Linked DNA regions of Mus musculus: region 1 is linked to region 2. The links are chromatin contacts, found by Hi-C or POLR2A ChIA-PET in ENCODE. All regions are on one chromosome and are shown on one strand. Each heading gives the region's core, a stretch centred on a gene start or an enhancer-like site at or near the end of the contact. The rest is flanking DNA. Distances are from core to core; before and after follow the strand shown. Region 1 has its middle 36 kb from the start of Gm39264. Region 2 overlaps Gm32968 (a long non-coding RNA gene).

Region 1 (6,863 bases), core at 2,434-4,933, 45 kb after region 2:
CCCCTCGCTCAGGATTGATAGCAGTTTGCTACAGCATCTGCCTAGCCGTCTCAGCACGCCGGGAGTTGACAGAAAGAGGCGCCAGCCTCCCTGGTGGGCTGTCAGCCCAGCACACTGTGGGGGCAACTGGGGTCATGGGGGATGGCCAGGCCTCAAGGACAGTCACTGTCAGCCACATGTTCTGTTCTGGCCTCAGAATGAATGGGTTTGGTTATCTGATGTGTCTAGTGTGGCCACCCTAGGGAATTGGTGCTCTGACCTTTTTTTTGTCATTTGGGGAAACTGAGGCCTGGGGGGTGGGAGGAATGGGAACAGTGACTTGCTGGGTTCGTTTTCTGGCGCCGCTATCACTGAATACCACAACTGAAGCCTAAAATACCAGAAATGGGTTTTTCCACAATGTTGTAGGCTTAGGCGGGGCCAGGCTCCCTCTGATGAGGCTATGAGGTTGCCTCAGCTTCTGGTATCGGGTTTTGGGTTTTTTTTTTTTTTTTTTGTTGCAGTTCTAGTGATTAGGCAAGCCCTCTATCACAGAGCTGAGTCCCCAGCCCTCAGGGGTTGTGGTTAAAACACAAACCGTCTCCCCCAAAAGCCTCATGCATTAGAGCCTCATTCCCTGATACTGACCTTGCGGGGTGGGGGTGGGGGAGGTTGGGGCTTTGGGGGATGGTGTCAGCCTTAGGAGGTGGTGCTTAGAGGGCATGGAGCCCAGGTGTGTGATTGACAGTACTCTGAGATGCCTATTGAGACAGTTTCCCCAGCTCTCTGCTTCCTGGTGACCCCCCCCCCCAGGTGAGCAGTAACGCCCCCTCCCCCCTGTGCCCTTCTGCTGTGGCGTCTTTCTACCATGACATTTCAAAGCCTCTCATGAGCCGAGACACGTGAGACACGAACCTGGCCAAACCCTTGCTCCTTTAACGGCCTTGTGTCTAGCATCTTGTCCCGCTTCTGAGGAAATGCCTGCCTGTCGTGGCTAGCTTCCAGCATTCCTTGGCTTGTGGCTGCGTCGTTCCAGGCTCTGACTCCAGGTTCACATGCAAGGCCCGTCTGCTGGAGTGCTAGCCTACTCCGGTGTAGAGTAGAATAGCCTACTCGATTCTGAGGACCACGGCAGAAACTCTGCTTGTAAATGACAGTCCCCACGTGTCCACAGACATAGAGACGATGGGGCAGGCTTGCCTAGTCTTACCCTCTTGCCACAGTGGTAGGTGGCAGTTACTGGCTACCGGGCATCCAACAGCCCCTCCCTCACCTGACACTAAAGCTGCCAGCCACTGGAGTGTGTTCCCTGCCACATTCACCTGTGTGGCTGTGGCCTCAGCTCCAGGTGACTGACAACTCAGAACAAATGTGCTGGGTAAGGGCGGGCGGGGGCAGCTGTACTGCTGACCCTCCTTGAGCTTCCACAGGGACCCCCGTTCCTTCCTTCCTTCTCACTTCTTGATAGCACTGTCCAAGTAAACGCACACTCTGTACCTGTCTCAAAGTCTCTGTGATAATACAGAAGCAATCAGAGAAGGCCCGTAAGCCCCAAGGCTCAAGATCCTGAGGTTGGAGGGGCCCCTGAGTTCAAGGCCAGCAAGACCCTGTCTCAAACAAAGAGCAACAACAAGAACAGAGAAGTTAGTGGGATAAATCAGCGAGCTTGTGTGGTGGCTTCCAGACTCACAACCTCTGACCCTGTTTGACCTTCAGCCTCAGATCCACACAGCAGGACAGTCCAGGCTTCATCTGGGCTGTCCCCACTCTTACTATTGTGAAACATTTGTCGTCTGGGGCTGGGGGGCTGGAGGGCTGGGGGGCTGGAGGGCTGGAGGGCTGGGGTGTGTGTGTGCTGTGGTCAGCAGGAAGTCTTTTCCCTTTAAGCCCTGAGAATATTCTTGAAGTGGCTGTGGCATTGGCTGCCTGGCTCTCCGGCCCTCAGAAAGCCGTTCGCCTGCAGTATTTAACGGGATTGTACCTTCTGTGTTAAATCTTCATTGCTGAGGATGACATTTTTGACAAAGGGCCTTCCCGCATAGCCCTGACTAGCCTTGAGCTCCCACTGTAGTCCAGGCTGACCCAGAACTTGAGGCAGTTCTCCTGCCTCAGTCCCCAGAGTCCTGGGATTCTAAGTTTGTGCTACTACACCCGGAGATTTCCATCCTCCTAAAGTCATTCGGTCAAAGAATCATGGTCTGGAGCCTGGGAGGCAGCTCGGTGGGGTGCTCAGTGGGGTACTCAGTGGGGTGCAACAGTAGCAAGCAACACAAGCCCCCCAGTGACCCAGATCCCACCCCCACCCCCGTAACGCATGTCAAGAGCTGGACCTGCTGACCCTCCTACAATCCCTTCGTTTCTACACCAAGATGGGCAGAGACAGAATCACTCAGAAGCTGGCTAGCCCCGAGAACACTGCACAGGGCCAGAAATGAGAGATCTGCTTTAACAAGGCAGAAGGCAAGAACTGACTCCCCAAAATTGTTCGCTGATCTCTGTATGTATACTATGGCATGTGTATGCGTGTGTGCACATACACACACACACACACACTTCTAATATTGAAGTGTTGTTGTCTGATGTCATTTATTTGATGACTTGAAACAGGGTCCCACGTAGCCCAGGCTAACTTCATACTCACGACAAAGCTGTGCATGGCAGTGAGCTGCAGATCCTCCTGCCTCCGCCCCGAGTGCTAGCATCACAGGTGTGCACTGCCACACTGGCTTATGTGGTGCTAAGTTATCTGAGATTTTAGGGGTTCACAGGGTGTCCTGTGTTTTAGCAGCAGTCCTATGCAGTACCTTACCTGCCGTGGTAGAAATGGGAAAGTGGAGGCTCTGGGTCGATACCTCAGCCAGGGTATTGTGGAAGCAACTGGAACCAGGTGGGCAGCTTGAGTGGTTCCTAGGGACTGTGGCAACTCTACAAGCTGGCGTCTGAGCTACACGGCCAGGGCTCCCTCAGCTCGCCCCACTTGGAGCAGAGTGACGTCTCTGTCTCCATCGCTGCTGTCTGGAGTTCAGAGAATAGTGGCTGCTACAGCCTGTGCCCCGTGTCTTACATTCTAACTGGGAGGAACAGAGGAGAGGTTGGGGACCTGTCTGTGAGATAGGTTGCCTGCCCCCTTGGAACCCTGCTTACAGTTACATCTGATGGCATTGCAGCTCCATCTATACAGCACCTTAGCACACAGTAAGCACTGTTCAAATGCCCCTCCCTTATATATCCCCATCTACAAGTGCCCCAGGGGCACCTGAAGGGCTTGCCTGTTGCCCTCATTTTCACAAAGAGCCATCTCTTCCTGACTGATGAAAATCTAGAACCTTCTGGAACATTTCACGGTTCTGTGTGATTGCTCACAGACGGAAGGAGTCCGTATCTACAAGGCAGTGGCCAGCTCTGGAGCAGTGAACAAGTCCAGCATCCTTGTCTCTTCCCTCTGCTTCCAATCTGAGGGCCCAGTCTGGGACCCTGGCACTGTGCTTAGCTCTGACTTCAAGCACACAGCCCCTCTGACTGCCGGAGGGCAGCAGGGGCTTGGATGGTATTTGGTGGCTTCTGGATGGATGAGGGTTATGTCTGCATACAGCAGAGCGCGCCCCTCTGGGAACCGCCTGTCATGTCTGGTCAACCTGAGAGCCCGGGGTGGCTCTGGACAACAACGGATGGGAGCAGGGTGGTTTCTGCTGGACTGCGAACGGGCCGGGCAGCTTGCAGACACACCTTCAAGGGCAGGCCCAGCTGTGGGCTGAGGGGGGAAGGGGTAGGATCCATGGGGGGGGGGGGCAGCACAGCAGGAGAGGAGGGAGCACAGGGGCCTGAGGAGTTAAATGTTAGTAAGTAGCCCTGTGCTGGTGAAGTAGGCCAAGGCCATTAGTGTTCATTAAAGTTTAATACCTGTCGGGGCTGCCTAGCCGGGTGGCCACTGCTCTAATTTGATGGGTGTAGAGGGAGAATTCACGAATAATCTCGGAGGCTGGGGGATGGCTGCTACTGTGCGAACAGAAAAAGGACCAGAGGAGCAATACTTCAAAGCCAGTGCTTTGCTGCTCAGTCCCTGGGGGACAGAGGTGCGGTGGCTGCCCTCCAGACTCTCCCTTTGTCCTTAAAGTTCTAGGCCCTGCTAGAGAAAAAAACAAACCAAAAAAAAAAAAAAAAAAAAACCAAAAAAACCAAAAAAACCAACTTACAGATATTTTATTGATACATGAGTGTTTTGCTTGAATGTTTATACGTGTATCACATCGTGACCGATCCCCAGGCACAGATGGTTGTGAGACACCGTGTAGATGCTGAGAACTAAGCTTGGTTTGACTCTCTGAAAAGCATCCAGTCCTCTTAATGGCTGAGCCCTCTCTCCAGCCCCTCCATCTTGTTCTTTGTAAGCCACAGTGACCTGGAAGGAATTCACCAGCCCTGATTGGATGTTCACTGTCCCCCAGAGCACGTCCTGCAGCAGGACATGCCTATCTCATGGCCACTGCTTTGAAAAAGCCAGCCTCGGGCACTAAGCACACATCTGTGACAGCCAGGCTGGCCCTGAAGGAGGTGGCTTCAGCAGGGAATTAAGCCAGCAGGGGGGACGTTCCTGATATTGTCCATAGACAGAGCTGGGCACCTGGGTCACAAGCAGGAGAGAGCAGAGCAGGCAGGCTTAGGATGTAGGCTTAGCTATAAACCTCTGAGAGAGATGGAAGTGGACAGTTAGGACTCGTTCATGCCCACAGAATCTAGGCTGCAGAGCTGTAGGGCATCAGTTACAATAGGGAGTGCCACAGGGGAGAGTCAAGGCAAGCTGGGGTCTCCGCCCCACTCCCACCCCATGACTGGTCTGCAGTCTGGGCTCACTCACAGAGAAAGATCCTCCTATTGCACAGGTGGGCAGACTGAGGGGGCTCTAAGGGTGAAGCAGCAATGAAAAGGGGCCTTAGAGTCTAGAGGCCTAGCCAGGATGGCCCCGGGCTGGCATGTGTCCTGGCTGGAGACACTGCCCCATGGCCAGTGCCCAGCTCCCCCCCCCCTTGGCTCGGCGGCTGGGCACGATGCCCAGCCTTGCGGCAGGACTCCGGGGCTCCCTTCTCGCCAGGGCTCCTGAGAAAATCCTTCTGGTCTTTGACTCATTCTTAATAAAGGTTCTTCCATCTGCCAGCTCTGTCCTCCCCTGCCCACGCTCTCCAGGGGCCTGCCCAGAACAGCTCCTGTCACCACCACCCCCTGCCACCTCCTCCCCAGCCTCGGCCCCTTTCCCAGCCTGGCCTGGAGCAGAGCCCAGAGCCCGCCCAGAATAGATCAGCCGTTGGAGAAAGAAGTGATGTCTTGGGAAGGCCTGGCCAGCTAAGTCCCCCCAACCCGATCTGAAGACTTGGCGGCCCTGTCCCCTGGCTATATGCCTGCGGTTTCAAAATGCCCCCTCCCCACCCCAGCTTCCCAGTTCTAGCATGTTCCAGTCAGATACAAATAGAGCTTTGCTGAGTCTCAAGTCAGGCTGCCCGCTCCTGGCCTCAGCCTGTCCTCACTCCCAGCTTGCGGTCCATCTGTGTTGGGAACCCACTGTGCCCTGTGAGGAGGAGGTGAGAAGCAGACTCAGAGCCTCCTCTAAGCAGCTCCACAGGGAATGGGGAGCCAGCCAGTGAGCGGGGAGCCTCATTTTAAGAGCTGAGTGCAAGCCCGAGTGAACCAACACCCGGCTGGGTCTCTAGACCCCCTCTCTCCCTGCCACTGTGGTGCCAACACTCTCTGGTCTAGATAAACACCTAACCCTCTCCGTCAGCGACTGGTGTCTTCCAGAGCCCTTTGCAGCTGCTGGGACCATGGGGACGGTCCAGGCCCATAGGCTTCCTCATCCCTGGAGCCTGAATGTGATATGCTGGATTCAGGACACCGAGGTCACTGCCAGCTCCACAGTCAAGCTGGGCATCCAGGCACTGCTCAGACAGAGTGCTGCTTCTGGGGACTTGAGTCTACCATGGGCAAGGGTGGAATCAGGAGAGCCTCACCTGGGCGCTATAACTTCCGGCTGCCAAGATCTCAGCTCCTTCTGTACATGAGCCAGGGTGCCCTCCCCACAGAGCTCGCAAGGTCAGAGGCTGAGAAGGAGCAGAGACAGAGACAGAGGCACACAAAGATGCAGAGGTGGTTGCGGAGAGAGGAAAGGGCAGAGGGCCTTTGAGTTCCTGGGGCGGGGCAGGGTCTGAAGCAGCTGGGCTTGCTCTCAACGGGTGGGAGGAAAAGGGCAAAGAGGCTCAAGGAGGGGAGAGGTAGGTCAGGCGACCTGTATCAGAGGCTGGGCCTGGTGTGTCCCTGCTTGGTTCACATGATCTCCAGGGGGCCCAGGGCTTGTCACTAATCCTAGAGGCAGTGCCCCCATTTCCTGCTTCTGGAACTGTCACATCCAGGTCACAAGTTCCAAAGTCACCTTCCATGCAGGGAGCTGGGGTTTCTGACTCAGCCCTGAGCTGCCCAGAGCGCCTGACAAGGCAGGAGGTACCACCTGCCGCCAGCAGCCATCTGGTCCTCTTGCACCACGGCTCCACTCCACACCTGGGCCTCCTCCCTCATCCTTCTCCAGGGACAGGGCCCCGGGTTTGGAACTGAGCTGAGGACCATCCTCCTGATGGTCTCTTCCAGTGCTGGGGTTACAGGCACGGTCCAGAGCACCCGCCTTCTGTGTGGGTTCTGACGGAGAACACAGCCAGCCACATTCTTGTGTAGCAAGCACTTCACTGGCTGAGCCTTCTCTGCAGCCCTAATGTCTAATTTTCATTGAGGCGTTTTCCTGGGATGACCCTTAAGCCTCTCTTAGAATCATTTTCCTTCTCTTCCTAAGATTTATTCTTTTCTTTTTTCCAAGACAAGGTTTCTCTGTGTAGCTCCGAGTGTCC
Region 2 (7,352 bases), core at 4,784-7,283:
CTCCCACTCATAGAGGGACAGAGGGACAGGGCGCTGTCTCCTTAGAGAACTCCCAAGTGTATCCTCCTGTTCTCTCTAGGCTCGCAGGGGCTCCAGCACTCCTTGGCTTAAGGACTTGTCACTCTGTGTGGCCTCCCTGGCTCTTCCTATCTCAGAGATACTTCCATTGGACAGCCTGTCCCCCATGCCATGATGACTCCATCCTTATATCTATGTCTACATGGGATTCTGGGGTACATGACTTTGAGGGGACATTTAAGGCAATACACTTGTTCTACCAGATGTCTTCACACCGGTTAGGTGTCTCTTCCTCCTCCCTCTCTGCTGCTGTGACCCATGAACCTCTTGGCTGCCTTCCTAGTACCAAGCACGCCTCTGCCCCTGGGCCTTTGCACCTGCTGTCTGTCCCACCCAGACTACACTTGAACAATCTGAGCTTGTCGCCTGTGCGCCCACGTTGTGACTTTTTGTCCTTGGTTTCTAAAATGTTTCCTGGCATCTAGAATCTTCTTAGATCAGTCTGCAGGCTGAACAGATGATCCTGTGGCTCACACTTCCAGGTGGTGGTGTCCAGGAGCCTCCTCAGTGGTGAGGGAAGGGACAAGAGTCAATAGCATGCTCTTTTCTCTTCGGTCCTGTCTGCTTGGCTCTTGGTCCTTTTATGCATGTGTATTTGTGCTGGAGAGATTGGCTTGGCAGTTAAAAGCACTGGCTGCTCTTGTAGAGGACCCAGGTTCAATTCCCAGCACCCACATACAGACTCACAATCATCTGTAACCTCGGGGCCTTAGAGTTTCTGAGGGTCTCTTGTGATATCTATGCAGGCAAATCACCCATACACAGAAAATACAGATAAATAAATCTAAGAAAAGAGAAAGAAAGGAGAAGGGGGTTAAAAATCACACTGAAAGTCATACCTTCCACAGAGACTCCCTGCCTCACTGGACAGATGGACACTAAAGTTCAGAGGGCAGGGCAGGACTGTGTCTGCTCCATTAATCTAAACTACCAGGGCCGCAACACCCACTCCAGGCCTGCGCTGGCTCCTCTCTCACCTAGGTGTGGGGCCAGCTCTGGCCCAGAGCCTGCCTTGGTAGGAGGGGCCTGGATTCTCCCCTGCGGCAGTCAGGATCCCAGGGGTTAGGACTGGGTGGGCCTCTGGAGCCTCCCACAGCTTTCCTGCATTTCCAAGTTCAACATCACCTTTGCCAGCTGCCAACCCGGTATCATACGACACCCACTCCAGAAACACACATCGCCCTCTGCCATGGTAGTGGCCAGGCTGGGTCTGATGGGGCCTGGTGGGTCCGAGGCAGAGGAGGCGGCCACCCAGGGTGGCCCTGAGCTCGAGGAGCCTTCTGGAAACATTGTAACCAGCCGCACTGCCTGTACTTGCAAACTTTGTTGCAAAAGAAAATAAACAGGTGACTTAATCAGAGTGGTTTGCAGCCCGGCTGAGTAGATAGCTCCCAGCCACCTCCGGGAGGCTGCCTGCATGTAACACCATTCTGTGTTGCTCTGGGGCCTTGTTCTCCATCAGCAGCGTGAGGACTGGGGAGTTGTTTCCTCTTTACATCTGAAGAAACTGAGGCTGGGATACCTTCAGAGTGTCTGTTTGTTCACCAGGGAAGCAAGCTCTGTCACCTTGCTCTTAAAATAGCCCCCGGTAGTCAGTAGCACAGGGAGCCCTTGTCTGCAGCTCCTGGGCGATTGTGGCTTTGTGGCAGAGACGGACAGACCTCAGGAGTGCTTGGAACAGGCCTCAGGTGAGCCGGAGCCCCTCTGATCCAGATCCAAACCCCAAGCCTGGCCTTGGAACAGATACAGAGGGAGATGCGGTCTGGTGATAAACGCTTCTGATGCCAAAGGCAAGACAACCCTGCTCCCTCCCGATGCTTGAAGAGACCAGGAGATAGTGGGACAGGGCTCCTGCCCATGTGGGTCATCCTTTGGTGGGGTGAAAGGTAAAAAGGTTAGAGGTTGGATAATGGTGGGTTAAAGCCTTCCACTCAGATACTGTGGAGTAAGTTGGACGCTGGAAGTGGGCAGAGATGTTTCCAGAGGGTACTGAAGGAAAGTGGTGGGTAGCCAGTCCACAGCAGGGTCTGAAGTATGAACCCAGTCTGAGGATCTTGCTGTGGGGCCCCACCAGTTCTGGAGGCACAGCTGGTGACTGAGTGTGACATCCCTGAAAGAAGCCTGGTCCCCCGCTGTGCTCCAGGTGTCATCCTGTTTCATGTGGCAGTTTCCCCCTGCCTCCCCGTCCCGACCCCCCCCCCCCCGCACTATAAATGGACAACGGTGGGGCCGGCCATCCAGCTGTATGGCCGAGCATGGAACAGTTGCCAAGGCCAGCTAGTCTGGGACCTCACATCCAACCAGGAGCGCTCAGTGCCACCTGGTTCCTTTGCATGGGAATTATGAAACCACATGGAGGCGCCACTGAGCATACAGAGGTCTGTTAAAGCAGTGACCAGCAACTGCTAAATTCTGACAAGGACTTGGAGATGCCCAAATCCTCACCTACTCTTGGGTGGGGGAGGAGGATATGGGGAGGCCCGGGGAGAGTTCCAGGGGAGTCCCAGATCCGAAAGCCACCATGCAACCGAGCAAGTCATGGGGGTGTTCCCAAGAGAGTGGACATGCTCACCTTCTCAGGCACCAGAGCACTATCAGTCACTGGAGAACAGTCACTCAGGGAAGGGAAGGCAGCACAGAACCCAGCAGTGGAGGACACACACGACTCAAAAACAGGAAGCCAGACACGGGAGGCCACCCAGTGTGGGACTCTTACCAGTCTGATGTGACCAGCACCCAAACCCAAAGACAGCCGATGGGAAGGGGGTGCTGAGTCACTGCTGTGGGTTTCGTCTGGGGGATGATGGAAAGTCTTCAGATGCGGGTGATAGCTATATGACACTAAGTATACACCATCCTGCTGAGGTGGGGAGAGTCAGTGTTTCCTATATGCAAATTCTGAATTCTGTCTGAGCCACGCCCCCAGGCCCTTAACTGGAGGATTCTAGGAAGGAACTCTACCAGTGAAGCCGACTCCACTCTTTTTTTTTTTTTTTTTTTTTTTTTCTGGGATAGGGTCTTGTTAAATTTCTCAGGCTGGCCTTGAACTTGTGCCTGCCTCAGTCCCTTAGAGTAGCTGCATTGACAAGCCTGCGCTACTCTGCTGGACCAGGGAGCACCAGACACTGGTTCCCCTGGCAGATCTGCTTTTGCCTTCAGCCTTCTTTTCTGTCCAGGTCCTCAAGGGATTGTGATCATGGATGTCTTTTTATTTGGTGAGAAACAGGGTGAGACGATTTCTGCTGGCACGCACTTAGCCTGCCGTGGCTCTCCACCAGAAATCGAATACTATGATCCATTTTGGGGGGGGGGGGCAGTATTTTTAAGTCCACTTTAAAAAAAATCGTATTAATTTTTACAGGAGTAGAAAGATGGGCTGCCTGTTCTACATAACATCTTTTATTCAAAAAATGCTGTCCTAGAAATCAAGACTGTCCCAGCTTATGTGGCAAATGGCTGCCATTGGCCTATCATTCCTACTGGGGAGAGGCAGGAACCTCCAGCAAGTGATCTAGCATCTCTGTTTCTTGGTCGCCCTGTGCATGCAATGGAGGTCACTTCTAGAACTGAATAAGGGCGTGGCACCCAGATACTGTGGGGGGTCCAGTCATCTGAAGCTGATCTTGCCTGGCCATCTTGCCTCCAGCCTCCTATGTGCTGCCGACCACAGAACAGCCCATGCTCCATTGTTCACAGACCTGCAGTGGGGTGGGTGGGGTGGGTGAGGCTAGGTGGGACCACCTGTGGAGGCCTCTGCCTGGGGCTGGAAGAACCGCTTCCAAGATGGCAGAGTGGCTAGCAACATGGTGGGGCCTCTTGCCAACTTGTTCTATGGCTTGTGGGTCTGGTTTACTCTTCCTGCCTCCTCCCTCTAGGCAGTTGGGGTTCCTGGTTTGTGGAGCCCCAGAACCAAAGTCATCACAGTCAAGAGCCAGATACAGAAGTCACAACATTAGCCCCTTCCTCTTCCAGACACTGTGCCGTCTGTGCCATTGCCCTAGAAAGTTCTGGAAGGGTACACGGGACGGGAATTTCTTTTTTTTCTTTTTTTCTTTTTCTTTTCTTTTTTTTTTTTTTTTTTTTTTGTGGTGGTGGGGTTTCAAGACAGGGTTTCTCTGTATAGCCCTGGCTGTCCTGGAACTCACTTTGTAGACCAGACTGGCCTCAAACTCAGAAATCTGCCTGCCTCTGCCTCCCAAGTGCTGGGACTAAAGGCATGCGCCACCACACCCACCCAGATGGGACAGGATTCTGACTAGCTTGGTCTGGCTCACATTTCCTTTGTTCTTTCCCTGTGAGCCCAGGGGTCAAGGTTGGATGGCTAGGTGCAGGTTCTCTGATCCTGGCCATTCTTCCTGTCATTCTACGAATTTACAGAATGTGGGTCACTCACTCACCCTCTGGGTTGACGTTGAGGAAGGATGGCATCCTGAGAAGGTGCCCAGTTGTTTGTTGTCACCTAGCTGGGGTCACTGGCCACACTTGGGTCCAGTGGCTGTGATTAGAGGGATCCCCAGATTTTCGGTCTCCCTTTTATGATGACTGCACAGGGTGACTCTCAGCAAAAAACTGACTCTTAGTTTGTGCTTGACTGCTCTTAGCTGAAGGGTGTCCAGTGGCCAGGGTCTTTGCTTGCCTGAGCAGGAGGCACTAGAATGCTCTTGCCCAGGAAGGGGAAGGCCTGGGGAACCTTGTGGCCTGGGAAGGGAGAGAGAGGCTAGCGGAGGGAAGAGGGAGGGGGAGGATTGCAGGAAGGGAGGCCTCCCCTCCACCCACCTTCCTGAGGTACCCCCACTGCAGGAAGAACCAGCCGAGTCAGATAAAGGCCCAGCAGGGGCCAGAGGAGGCTTTCCCACAAAGGAAGCTGAGAGGAGGCCTTTCTCTCTTGCCTCCGCACTCCAAGGGCCTTTCAAGCTATTCAACGCCTCCAAATGGGTGGGCGGGGCCTCTGCCTCCCAAGCAGCCCCAAGGCACATCCATTTATTTAAAAGGAAAAAAAAAAAAAAACCCACACACATCTTGTTCTAGAATATTCTGCCACAGAGTGCCTTTTTTTTCCTCTCTGGGTCCTGCTGTGTCTGGGAGGAGGGGAGCTTGAGACCTGAAAGCTGCCCTGTGGTAGCTGTCCCTTGTTGGAGTCAACAGCTCCCTCCGGGGACCTCCTGTAGCTGATTGGATGAGTTCTGCCCCAGACTGCCCAGTGCTCCTAGCTGTTGCCACCCCCAGCTTGTGGGGGGGAGGAACGGTTGTTCCAGGCTGTAGAATTAGCTTGTGCCCTCTGGTCTGCAGCCCCTGAGTATTGCATGTTTTAGTGGCCTCTGCCCCCTGCCTGAGTCCCGAGGGACAGCCCTCCCTTAAGTATGGAGATGTTGCCAGCTCTGAGATTGGCCAGCCCCACCCGCTAAGGAGGTTTCATTTCCCCTAACACGGACCTGGCAGTGCCATCAGTCTGGAGCGAGGTATCACGCTTGACCCAGGCCTGGAGTCTGTGGGCTCCAGGGTCCTGGCGGGGCTCAGTAAGAAGCCCTGGGGGCACTGCTAGCCTGGTGAGGCAGGAGTGGCTGGCGGTGCCAGGCTCATTAGCCCGCCTGCAGAGGGGATTAGGGAGCCAGCCCGCCGGGCTGCAGTTATTAAAGGCTCCGTGCTAGGTAAACACCAGGCGCTTCCTTACAGAGCCGCACCTGCTAATTAGAGGGCAAGGAGCTTATTAAAACAGTAACTCTGGGGAATGCCCAGCAAGGAGGAGGGAAGAGTGACGTTTGGGGACAGAGGGCAGGAGGCTGGGGCAGAGGGGGTAGGAGGTGGGAGGGAGACCCTCCCTCTCTGGAGGCTGAAGATATAGAAGCCCCTGCTTTCTCCATCTCTCCCCAGGCTGTTGGCTTTTGGGACCCATGTGTCCTTCCCGGTGACAGTGATTGTGGGTTACATACGATGTCCAAAGGCCATCTGTGTGAGGTCGGGCAGGGCCCCCCCGTATCCATGTCCGGATCCCCAGGGCCGCGAGAAGGACAGTGTGCAGATGGCCCACAAGATTACACTGGGCTGGTGAGGTGGGGGGAGGGGTGGAGACAAAGGGGAGGCGGCAGGCATAGAATGGAACTTCAGATCTGTGATAATGGACTTGTGGGGTGGGAGAGGCAGCCACTGGGGACAATCCTCTCTGGAAGCCAAGACGATAAAGCAGGTGACCCCCCGGGCAGTGGGGAGGCCAGCCCTGCCAAGCCTGAGATTTCAGCCCCTAAGATCCAGTCAGAAAGAGGTCTGGTATGTTTCTGAGCCTCTAGATTTGGGGTCATTTATTACAGCAGCCATGGGCAGCAAGTATCTTGGAAAGCTACCTAGTTGCTTCTGGCAAAAGTCCTGCCCTCCACCTGTGAACCCTGCACCCCACCTCAGAACCCCCCACATCCTCGGGGCTCCTTTTCACATTCAGAGTCCCTCACCCACACTCGGAGCCCTCACCCACACTTGGAGCCTCTCACCCATACTTGGAGCCCCTCACTGACACTCAGAGCCCCTCACCCACACTCAGAGCCCCTCACCCACACTCAGAGCCCCTCACCCACACTCAGAGCCCCTCACACACACTCGGAGCCCTTCACCTACACTCAGAGCCCCTCACCCACACTCAGAGCCCCTCACCCACACTCAGAGCCCCTCACCCACACTCAGAGCCCCTCACACACACTCGGAGCCCTTCACCTACACTCAGAGCCCCTCACACACACTCGGAGCCCCTCACTCACACTCAGAAAGCCCTGTCTTCTCTTTAGGTACCCTGGCGAGTTCTTGCCATTCTTCTGCATTTTCTCTCCACCCTTCCCTCTCCCTTGCTTGGTGTCTGAGAGGTTTCCGGAAGCCAGCTCACAAGTGAGGATTTCACTGCATAGCCCCAGGCGTGCCGAGCTCTGTGGCTCACATTCAGAGCCTGGCCTTGGGGCTAGATGTAATCCTAGCCAGCCAGTTGGGAGTTAGAGAGACTTAAGTTCATCCCTTGCTGTGTGGCCTTAGGCAAGATTCCTAGCCTCTCTGAGCTCACACTCTCATCTGGAAAACATCTCTGGCTCTGGTGAAGGAATTGTGTGGGGGTGTGGGGAGGGGAGGATCTAAGATGCCAAAGAGAGATTGTCAGGGTCTGGGACCTCTGATGAAAGACCAGGTTGACCTGGCCCCAGCCATTTTGTACTTCTTAATTCAAGCTCCTCCCACCCTACACATCATGTCTACACACTAGTCTCTTGTCTCTTTCAGATGTGGCCTTAGAAGCACAGAGA

The links. A loop is a pair of places that touch in the nucleus more often than their neighbours do. ChIA-PET counts read pairs that join two places held with the same protein, here RNA polymerase II (POLR2A).
Region 1: POLR2A ChIA-PET joins it to region 2 with 18 read pairs in embryonic stem cell. The contact joins two enhancer-like sites. A Hi-C loop is called at or near these places in 1 of 37 maps with a recorded cell type or tissue (mouse trophoblast stem cell). POLR2A ChIA-PET finds 5 or more read pairs at or near these places in 3 of 5 experiments (Patski and embryonic stem cell).

The regions. Positions count from the first base shown.
Region 1 is chr8:120,377,533-120,384,395 of GRCm38, forward strand. It overlaps a transcript of Gse1 not described here. Among named protein-coding and RNA genes, the nearest start is that of Gm39264, 36 kb to the left of the region's middle. Within about 2 kb of position 3,684, at least 1 of the 3 ENCODE cell types and tissues checked has a DNase peak (open chromatin) inside an H3K27ac peak, as active enhancers do.
Region 2 is chr8:120,330,104-120,337,455 of GRCm38, forward strand. It overlaps Gm32968 (a long non-coding RNA gene), which reads left to right. Exons shown (of 3, transcript XR_388103.3): 2 at 5,950-6,123. It also overlaps a transcript of Gse1 not described here. Among named protein-coding and RNA genes, the nearest start is that of Gm32968, 6.1 kb to the left of the region's middle. Within about 2 kb of position 6,034, at least 1 of the 3 ENCODE cell types and tissues checked has a DNase peak (open chromatin) inside an H3K27ac peak, as active enhancers do.